2 separate regions of the Homo sapiens genome follow, and region 2 is linked to region 1. Evidence: chromatin loops called from intact Hi-C (ENCODE). Cell type or tissue: endothelial cell of umbilical vein. All regions are shown on one strand. Links, peaks and the distances in the headings refer to the core of each region. The heading gives the core; the rest is flanking DNA. Region 1 overlaps TENM3 (teneurin transmembrane protein 3). Region 2 overlaps TENM3 (teneurin transmembrane protein 3).

Region 1 (5,383 bases), core at 204-5,203:
TTTTCCTTCAGAGGGAAATAATGACTACTAAATGTCTGCAATGTGTGTGAGATTTTCTGGACAAAAGAGGCATTTTAATGGTAATTTACTGTTTTCAGTGTCATAAAAATGTTGAATTTATAATACCACCTTTCTTTTCTTCTTTTTTTTTTTTTTTTTACATCTGCAACAGATTTATTTTTAAAGGAATGGATTATAATACCACCTTTCTAATAGCTCCTGAAATGTAACCAGATCAGGGAAGTGTTGTTACCTGAAGTTACCTAACTTTAGAAAATCAAGGAGAAGCAGTTTCTGGAAAGCCACAGAGTTAGTCGATAATGAAATAAGAGATTAAGCTACACCAAGGATTAGATTGGTATTTTCAAAATCAAAAACCAACTCTCGTTTTGTCCTTGTACACTTGGAAGATCCACCTGAGGCTCTGGCCACTGTAGTTAAAATTCACATGATGGAGCCGGGCATGGTGGCCCACACCTGTAATCCTAGCGCTTTGGGAGGCCAAGGTGGGTGGATCACCTGAGGTGAGGAGTTCAAGACCAACCAGGCCAGCATGGTGAAACCCCGTTTCTACTAAAAATATAAAAAATTCACTGGGCGTGTTGGCGCACGCCTGTAATCTCAACTACTTGGGAGGCTGAGGCAGGAGAATCACTTGACGGAGGTTGCAGTGAGCTGAGATTGTGCCACTGCACTCCAGCCTGGGCCACAGAGCAAGACTGTGTCAAAAAAAAAATCATATGATAGTAAAATATACAAAAACAAAAAGTTTTATACAATTTGTTTTGATGACTTGTTTTTAAGAAAGAGGTCAATTTTGAAGAAGACTTAAGTTTTGTTTGAGACGAGAGAAAGTAAAGATATAGCCAGGAAGTGAGGTGAAAACGAATTTTAGGACACAGAAATGAAGACTTTAATTCCATCCTTTGCAAATCATCCATAAATATGTTTGGCTTCTTTTAAATGTTCGTCAAGTTCAACAATTGAAAAGGAACTGACAGAATTTGGTTTAGTATCTTTAGGGTCATCCTTTGAGCATTAGAAGAAATAATCAAAGACTGAATCTAAATCTTCACATTCTCTTTTTGTCTTTGAGAGTCCAGTGTACTTTCTGTTTTAGGCAATGTGGCAACCTAGATTACCTGACAACTCCCTTGCTATATAAAACAATATGTGTATCATATTGCAAGCTCTTAAGAGGGCTAAGGCCAGAGGGTTTTCATTTATTCCACTTGCTATCATTATTATTCAGGAGTAAGGAAGCCACATGCTGATGAATGAATACCCAGGAGGTGTTTTGTGTAACGGTGCTTCTCAGATTCTCTCACAGTTTTGTGAAATTAAAACTGTTTCTGTCTCTCTGTCTGTCTGTCTGTCTCCCTCCACCTCCACCCAGTTTCTGCCTGTCCCTCTCTGTCCTTTCTTCTTCCGTCCCTCCATCTTCCTTTCTCCATCCCTTCCTGACTCCATTTGTCTTTTGATGACTGACTTTACTCAAACTACTCGTATTCTGAAGCAGCACAGCTGTCCGCCCTTAGCTTCTATCTCCCTTCCAGATTAGGGTATTTGTTCCCTGGGGACGTGTGTAGCCAGGCCACATGGAGATCCAGGGAAGGAGGGGAAGGAGAACAGGGTGAAGGAAGTGGGTGGGACAGAGCAGTTGGAGTCGCTGCAGTGACACCTTTCCAACTGTGCACACCTGCTGAAAGCGAATGCCAGCCCACTCTCCTCCTTTCCTCTCATCTCACACTCACCTTTTACTTCCTCCCACATGAACCGAGCACACACATACAAATGCAGACATATACTCACACCAAGATATTTTCATCTCACAGCAGGTATTATTTTCTTCCCCAGTTTTCCTGTCTCAAAGTCCATTTCCACTCTGCTCCCTGAAGACCACAGCCCAAGGCTGTAAACCAGGGAGGAGCTGGAGCTGAGTTGCACATGGCAGCCTGGGAGCTGCCAGCAGTAGCTTTTAGTCTTAAAAAAAAAAAAAAGAAGCCAGCAAATAAGCCCAGATATGCATTGTTTTGTTTTGTTTCTTCTTGGCATGATCCTGTGGCCATACTAGCTAGGAAAAGGTGACTAGGCCGAACTTCATGACTATGAGATCAAATTCCTTCCTGTGTGAGAACTGGCAAGAGGTTAGTTTGTTTTCTGTTCTTATGACATTTCCTTTTTGCATATTTTTGATTTTTATTTTTTTTAGAGGCAGGGTCTTGCTGTGTTGCTCAATCTGGTCTGGACTCACACAATCTTCCTGCCTCAACCTCCCCAAGTGATAGGATTACAGGCGTGAACCACTGAGCCTGGCCCTATGACATTTCTGATCGTAATTTTTCTACCTGTTAAAGCAAACACTTTTTTGTCTCTACAAAAAATTTAAAAATTAGCTGGGCATGGTGGCACACATCTGTCCCAGGTACTCAGGAAGCTGAGGCAGGAGGACCAGTTGAGCCCAGAAGTCTGAAGCTGTGGTGAGCTCTGATCACACCACTGCACTTCAGCCTGGGCAACACAGCAAGACCTGTCTCTAAATAAATCAATAAAGTGAACACATTTCCTCTCCAGGCGTATTTGCTTGTGTGTTCTCACTTCTGGTGATGGTGCTATTAGTTGCTGACAAGGCTTTTCTGTTACTTTGTTTTTCCTCATGATGTTCTGCCCTTTATTTCTTCCCTGTTTTTTGTTTTGGTGTGTGTGTGTGTGTGTGTGTGTGTGTGTGTGTGTGTGTGTGTGTGTTTTCCCGAGATGGAGTCTTGCTCTGTTACCCAGACTGGAGTGCAGTGGCGTGATCTCAGCTCACTGCAACCTCCGCCTCCTGGGTTCATGCAATTCTCCTGCCTCAGCCTCCCAAGTAGCTAGGATTACAGGCACGTGCCACCGCGCCCAGCTAATTTTTGTATTCAGTAGAGGTGGGGTTTCACCATGTTGGCCAGGCTGGTCTCGAACTCCTGACCTCATGATCTGCCCACCTCAGCCTCCCAAAGTGTTGGGATTACAGGTGTAAGCCAGTGCACCCAGTCTCTTCCCTGTTCTTGGCACTTAACTTTTATGTCAGGCACTGTGTGTTTTTAGCTCCTTTAAACAAGCACTATCAAATAAGTGAGGCTCAGAGAGATTAAGTAATTTATGCAAGAAAATATCCCACGGAAAGTAAATATGCCATATTCATTGTCATGTGTCTCAATGGCGCCTCTCACCATGCTGATTCATAATAACAGAGTTGCTATCTAGGGAAAGTCACCAGCAGTTTTTCTTCTTCTCCATGCAGAGTTCCATGAATAGGCCTTACATTTGCTTGGAACTGGGGGCCGGTAAGCTGCTTACACTGTAATCTACCCTGTATCCAATAGCTCGTAGCATTTTCCTGGTATAATAGTCAACATACTTTATTCAGTGTACACCATGATCCAGGTTCTTAACCCATGCCAGCAGGTCTAACATGGGAACAGAATGCCTTAAGTGACGCTGTTGAAGAGCTAAGGGAGGAGCAGGGTGACCGCAGTCTTTATTATCTAATCTCTATGATTAATGTGAGTTTTAAAAAACATCTGATATTAATTTCATTCAACATAGTGAATAAAAACATGCAACTGTTAGGCTTTCATTGAAGTTATATGAGCAGTGGGACCTTGATAAAGGAAAGGCACGTGGAAAGAAAGAGTAAATTTAATAAAGACGCTGTTTGGGTATGATGCATAATTTCTCATAACCATGGTACCGAGAATTTAATTTTCAGAAAGATAGAGAGGAATATTTTGAAAAAATAATTGATACCTTTTCTAAAATATCTAAGAGCATTGCTAATCATAAGCTTTAAAATATTAATAAAAGGAAAACATACTGTGTTTGGTAAAATATAATTTATAATAATTTTTAAATATTATTTTATAGCTTTCATTTTATATATTATATATTTTATATGATCTTTATATTATTCACATATCTTTAAAGGTAGATTTTAAATATCAGAACATTTTCAAAGAAATATTCCTAAACTCCAGTCTTTGGGGTGAGTGGCATGGTTCCTTGCTTGAATGAGATGACCCCACAAGGTGCTATTATATAAATGTCATCAATCAATCAGCACATTTTTGGGAGTCCTTGAAGTACGTGCTTAGTGAAAGTACCAGAAGATCCAAAAAAATTTGAGTTAGAATCCTTGCCTTTCAGGATCTAAGAGTTAAGTTGGGGAAATACAACATATTTGCAAATTACCTTATAGTTAAAGGCAGTATGGACAAGCTCAACTTTTTACTACTTCCACACTCTCTCATTGAATTCTTCACAAATAGTCATTCATTCAACAAGTATTTATTGAGTGTCTGCCCTTGTGAGGTCCATAGAGCTCAAAGGTGAATCGCATGTGAATCCTGCCCGTAGGGAGCTGAGCAGGGGACATGAGCCCTACAACCTTAACTCTAGCACAGAGGGGAATGCGAATAGAGCCATGAAAAAGGGACAGATACAATAAGGTGACTCCGAAGAAAGATCAATGATTTTTACCTGGAGAAAACAGAGGTGGCATCACCTTTTTTAGATCTTAAAGTAATTTGGATTTGGAGATAGAAAGATGGAGGAAAATGTCTTTCCAGAGAGAAGCAACTCTGCCTAAGTAGAAAGGTGTAAGGCATGGAGTGGCTACAGCAAGCGTGGCTAGAGCAAGGAATATGCGAAGAGGACACACGAGGGAGAGCTTGCAAAAATATATTTTGGGGTATCTGTGACCAAATATAACATTCACCTTTAGAGTTCATTTCAAGTTTGATAGGCACTAGAAAGCCATTTGGAGTTTTCTAGGAGTAAATCGACATGTTCAGAGGTATGTTGCAGTAACATTAAACCTGGTGACTATGTGAGGTCTGATTGTCCCATCTGTAACTCACTCAAAGTCATTATATCCAGAACTTTTTTATCAATCTGTGTATCAGTGAATTTGTCTAAAGTGAAAGGCTGCAGTGGCTGTTCTGGTTGTTCTTGTGCGGATCTGCCCAGCTGTGTTAGATCCTTAAACACTTTTATAGTCTCCAAGTCTAGACCCTGTCCTTTTTCCTTGTGTCCATTTTGAACCTTGGTCACAAAGATTTCCCTGGGTATTCAATTGTTCTTTATGCAAAGACTTAAAAAGAGCCAGGTACAGATCCTCACACCTGCAGTCTCAGTACTTTGGGAGGCCTCCGCGGGAGGATCGCTTGAGCCCAGGAGTTCAAGACTGGCCTGGGCAACATAGGGAAACCCCATCTCGACAAAATTATATTTTAAAAAAATTAGCCGGGCGTGGTGGCACATGCCTGTAGTTTCAGCTACTTGAGAGGCTGAGGCAGGAGGATCACTTGAGCATGGGAGGTAGACGCTGCAGTGAGCTGTAGTCATACCA
Region 2 (5,383 bases), core at 265-5,264, 210 kb after region 1:
CTGCGGTTAAGCAGTGCATGACTGTCTACACTGATACAGTGGCATGAAGACATACCGAAGTTTCCTAATGCATTTGAACATGCACTTCCTAATTGTGTATGACTTTCCAACATGCCTGAAAACACCTACATCTAACTGTACAAATGGACTTGCCAGCTCTTTTCCTAAGCAGCCTTTTAAATATGGTTCAAGTTCTCTGTCAAAAGAAGTGCACCATAAGGACAGCATAGGAAATCGTGGGCAAAGACACTGAGGCTGCCCCAAGTACAGAAAAACAACTGTTTCTTTCATTGCCGCAAATGAAACAGATGTTTTCATTTGGGAAACAATGGCCAGACAAACATCTGGTGGTATAAGAAATGGCTGAGTTAAGATGCCCCCAATTTAAAACATTTGCCAGTCTAGACGGTCCACTGTCCCTAAGTCTGAGAAAAATAATTGTTTTCCTAAAGTAACAAATATCGTCTCCAGCTGCCCCACCTTCCACTCATCCCTGTACATTTCAGTTCTGCGGTTACACTCACCATCTTCAGCTGAAAACTCTGCCAGGAGAGGGGACAGAGTTGACTTAAATACAAGCATTTCAAAGCATACGAAGCGGGGCCCTGTGATCGGCACTAAGTATCCCCAGCCGTTCAGATCCCTCTCTGTGTTTGGTGGCTTCTCAGCCTCCTGTGGAGAAAGCTACGAGCATGCAGATCCGGATGAGCTGGGTTCCCCACGTGGGGTGGGAGTGGGAAAAGAGCATCTAGAAACTGTAAGAGAAAAGCAAGAAACAGGACTATTTTTCCCATGTTAGAAACGAAGAAAGCTTTAAAGTGATCCACGATGAGTGAGCCATTTGGGGGTTCCAGAGCATCGGGATCACCTTGAGGGGGAGGGATCTCGAGTGCTCCCTCCACCCGGGCTGTCAGCCTTCTGGTCAGGGAAGGACCCCGGGGCTTCCATGCATGCCCCGGCGCTGCCCCCAGAGTCCCGTGTGTGGGTCAGGAGTGGGGAGGCTCCCGGCCGCCTCTGACGCGCCCCCTCTTTTGTTTCGCCCGCAGCCCATCTTCGGAGTCCAGCAGCAAGTGGCGCGGCAGGCCAAGGCCTTCCTGTCGCTGGGGAAGATGGCCGAGGTGCAGGTGAGCCGGCGCCGGGCCGGCGGCGCGCAGTCCTGGCTGTGGTTCGCCACGGTCAAGTCGCTGATCGGCAAGGGCGTCATGCTGGCCGTCAGCCAGGGCCGCGTGCAGACCAACGTGCTCAACATCGCCAACGAGGACTGCATCAAGGTGGCGGCCGTGCTCAACAACGCCTTCTACCTGGAGAACCTGCACTTCACCATCGAGGGCAAGGACACGCACTACTTCATCAAGACCACCACGCCCGAGAGCGACCTGGGCACGCTGCGGTTGACCAGCGGCCGCAAGGCGCTGGAGAACGGCATCAACGTGACGGTGTCGCAGTCCACCACGGTGGTGAACGGCAGGACGCGCAGGTTCGCGGACGTGGAGATGCAGTTCGGCGCGCTGGCGCTGCACGTGCGCTACGGCATGACCCTGGACGAGGAGAAGGCGCGCATCCTGGAGCAGGCGCGGCAGCGCGCGCTCGCCCGGGCCTGGGCGCGCGAGCAGCAGCGCGTGCGCGACGGCGAGGAGGGCGCGCGCCTCTGGACGGAGGGCGAGAAGCGGCAGCTGCTGAGCGCCGGCAAGGTGCAGGGCTACGACGGGTACTACGTACTCTCGGTGGAGCAGTACCCCGAGCTGGCCGACAGCGCCAACAACATCCAGTTCCTGCGGCAGAGCGAGATCGGCAGGAGGTAACGCCCGGGCCGCGCCCGCCGAGCCGCTCACGCCCTGCCCACATTGTCCTGTGGCACAACCCGAGTGGGACTCTCCAACGCCCAAGAGCCTTCCTCCCGGGGGAATGAGACTGCTGTTACGACCCACACCCACACCGCGAAAACAAGGACCGCTTTTTTCCGAATGACCTTAAAGGTGATCGGCTTTAACGAATATGTTTACATATGCATAGCGCTGCACTCAGTCGGACTGAACGTAGCCAGAGGAAAAAAAAATCATCAAGGACAAAGGCCTCGACCTGTTGCGCTGGGCCGTCTGTTCCTTCTAGGCACTGTATTTAACTAACTTTAAAAAAGAAAAAAAAATGTGTACAGTGTTTCCAAATAGTCCCGAATTGTCGACCTTTGCTTACAAGAAGTAGTCTGTCTGCATAGGATGTGATAGCTATCTCTGTTCATTTTACAATGTGGGGCAAAGTTACTGTTTCTAGACAACCCAACTGCTTTCCCTGTGCAGCTTTGTAGAAGGACATTGGCACAGTGACTTCTGCGGCGGGGATTTATTAATGGATTTTACAATGCTAACGTGGTTTCCCTTCGGGGAAAAAACTGGCAACTAGAATCCTTGTCACTGATAAGCAAAGGAAATCCTGATTTTTTTGTAAATTATGTGAGACAAGTTGTTTATGGATTTTTATATGAATTACAATTTACTGTACATCAAATCTTAGTCTCAGAGGAGTTAATTTATGTAAAGTGTTTAAAAATTTATACTTAAAAATAAAATGATAAAAACGTGAACTGTGTGATTTTTTTAAAAGGATTGCACCTTTTGTTATCTGTTATAGCTGTACAGTATGAATTATTATATTGTAGAGATATAACAACTTATGCCTATAATGTCCAGAAGTGTTAATATTTTTGTATTAGGTTGAAAAAATGTGCAAGCTTCTATCACTAGATGGATAGGACCGTGCAATTCTAGGTGGGTGGCGAATCAGAGAGCTCCTTTCTCTTCCCTCTCTCACGCATCAGGCCAGTGTCCTCAGCATTGTCAACTGAGAGGCACAGTAGACAACTAGGGCTGGTGGAATGTAAGGGAAGAAGATTGAAAAAACGGGAGGAAGGGTTCTCTGGCCCTCTCTCAACCTTGCAAGTCAATGGGGAGTTGTTGATATAATTAACCCCGAGGTTTTTACTGTTACTGTTCCAAAGCTCTGTCTCTTGATGGAGGAGAGACCACATCAGATGCTGGGGAAATAGGAGGAGGAAAGGTTCTGATGTAGTCGTGATCCTAAACACGTGTCTTAAGATCTAGGAAAGACAGCAGAAACCGAGCAGTGGTGGGTGAGCCAGATGGAGCCGGTCAGGGTTACTCTAAGCCCACATGACCAAACCATCTTGGGGGGCTGGTTTGAATGACAGCCTCTGCTCTGTCTCGGGGAAGCCGGGGGTGGCAGATCCAGCTGGAAGTGAACTGACAGCCGCGCCCTCCTGCACACATGCATGCACGCGTGTGGGAACGAGCCCAGCCGCCATCTGCACTTCCGTGTCGGCTCAGCTCTGACAAATCTCTTTCCTGAGCACTAAATTCAGCCACGAAAATATTTTTAGAAGATATTTCTCAGTTCATCGAGCTATAGTACACACTGTTTTCCTCTATGTATAATGGTGATAAAATATAGCAAGTGAACATGTCGTAAATATAAAGGTTCAAGTGATGTATTGAAAATAATTTTCTAACTGCTTTGTATGTATCACATACTCTAAATTGCACAGTAGGCGTGTTTATTAAACAGATGATTGGCTGGGAAAGTTTCAAAATAGCTACTGAATTTACAGTATCAGTGCTATTACTGTCTTTGTGTATTTGGTAGAGCATACCGAAGTAATTAATCTTCTAATGAATGCTGATGATATTTTATTAGAATGAAAGCACAGATTAGCATTAATATTTTTTATTCTGGAAATCCTTTGGCAAGTATTATGAAGCCCAAATTTAGAAAACTATGAGATTTCAAACCACATAAACATGATTCTGTTTTCCATTTTATTTTTTAACTGTTAGGTATTTGCAGTTCTGTTCCGTGGAACTTCTGCAGGCCTGTATTTAGCATGCTGTAAGTACTTTTGGGTGAAATAGGCTCTGAGTCTAAATTCTCAGACATGTTTCTGATGTATTACCATGAAAAGCTTGTGCCACATGACAGAAGTGAGATCATAGTCTTAACCTCTTCTTGACGTGGACTGGTCTTCACTCGGGCACCGATAAATAACAGATTTGGAGTATCTCCTGGTGCTTATTTTAGATGATGAAGTCAAATCAACCCAATTAGTGTCCTGTTAGTAGGTATAATGAGCCTATTTCTTTCTAAAAAGACTTGTGATCTGGACATGCTTTTACAAGAAATAGTGACCTTGGGGAATATGTAAACAAAAGACCTTTTTCTAAGAGTTGGGAGGGGGTGGGGGACTGTATAATGAAAAGAATTAGCTTACAAAAAAGAAATTGATATTCAAAGTATTTTAGGCAAAGCCAGTCAAAATGCTTTCATGATATTTTGAGATGTAAATTTTGTCTGATTTGTATTGTTCTTTTCATTTGCCTTCTTAACTTTATATGTGACCTGAATTTTCCATAACTTGATGACTATAGATTGCACCTAGGCATTCCAATAAAAGCCAACCCAATGTGTGTGTGTTTTTATATTTTTTCAAGTCTTGGGCTAGCCAGCATTGCTTTTGTGTTTAACGTGGAGGACGCAAATAGATGCAGTTGTTGGGGAATTGATTCATCTGCAACCCAGTTGGTAGTATCTTTTTTTTTTTTTTTTTTGTCCATTGGCCAGACTGCTGGCTCAGCAGAGTGAACTTCACAGGGGACTCTCCCATGGCCTACTTTAGAAAAACAGTAAACACACCCCCACAAAGCCAAACACGCTAACTGTAAAGAAGAGTTTACAAAAATACCACCCATTACTACTTGAGAGCAGGCCTCATTCCTGTGATCCTGGCAATAAGTGTGCTTAATTAAAACACTTGATTAGAATAATCAGTTTGGGCCTGGTAGGCTTGCAGCCTCCTGGAGATGTCTAAATCTACATATAGACCGGCTGATTAGAAGATGCTTAGTTCAGCAATTCTGGCCGGCAGGCCAGGGCTTTGATTTTAGTCGGAAGAGGCAGACTTCATCACACTTGCTTTCTAGTGACAACCTCAACTGCATAACGTGTTGATCCAGCAAGAATCAGGTCATTCCACTTGGCAAACTGGTCTGTTTTCTTCTCCTCGAATTAGACTTTAACATGATCAAAACGGAATTCCAGAAAAACAGGCGAAGTACTGCTTTCCTTCTCTACAGTCTTTTCCTTAAAAGTAATGTCTGAACAAATGCAAATAAAAATGGTGCCGGTAAAAATTATACCTTAGAAAAAATAATCTGAATATGGGATATGCTGCTGCCACATCCCGTGAAATTTGTCTTTACATTCACCACACATATCCTAACAGTTGCATGGGGTTCTAACTGCCAGACCGCAACAGAAGGGCAGCACCTGACTGTAAGTACTTCAAAATCAGGACCAGTCCTCAAGCGCTTGAAAA

Evidence for each region. Peaks named below come from ENCODE experiments on the same cell type or tissue, not always from the same donor. Only the 100,000 strongest peaks of a DNase experiment are listed, where the experiment ranks them.
Region 2: it touches region 1 in a loop (7-fold over the local background); 1 of 110 quality-filtered maps calls a loop at or near these places.

What each region holds. Positions count from the first base shown.
Region 1 is chr4:182,591,987-182,597,369 of GRCh38, forward strand. All of the region lies in intron 3 of TENM3 (teneurin transmembrane protein 3), which reads left to right. Among named protein-coding and RNA genes, the nearest start is that of DCTD, 320 kb to the right of the region's middle. RefSeq lists an enhancer at 1,720-2,220. In endothelial cell of umbilical vein, for the core only: no CTCF peak of the experiment used is centred there; a DNase peak (open chromatin) is centred at 2,095; H3K4me3 peaks cover 279 bases; H3K27ac peaks cover 2,355 bases.
Region 2 is chr4:182,798,550-182,803,932 of GRCh38, forward strand. TENM3 (teneurin transmembrane protein 3) reads left to right here. Exons shown (of 28, transcript NM_001080477.4): 28 at 1,047-4,475. The coding sequence ends at 1,802. Among named protein-coding and RNA genes, the nearest start is that of DCTD, 120 kb to the right of the region's middle. RefSeq lists an enhancer at 5,262-5,383. In endothelial cell of umbilical vein, for the core only: no CTCF peak of the experiment used is centred there; no DNase peak of the experiment used is centred there.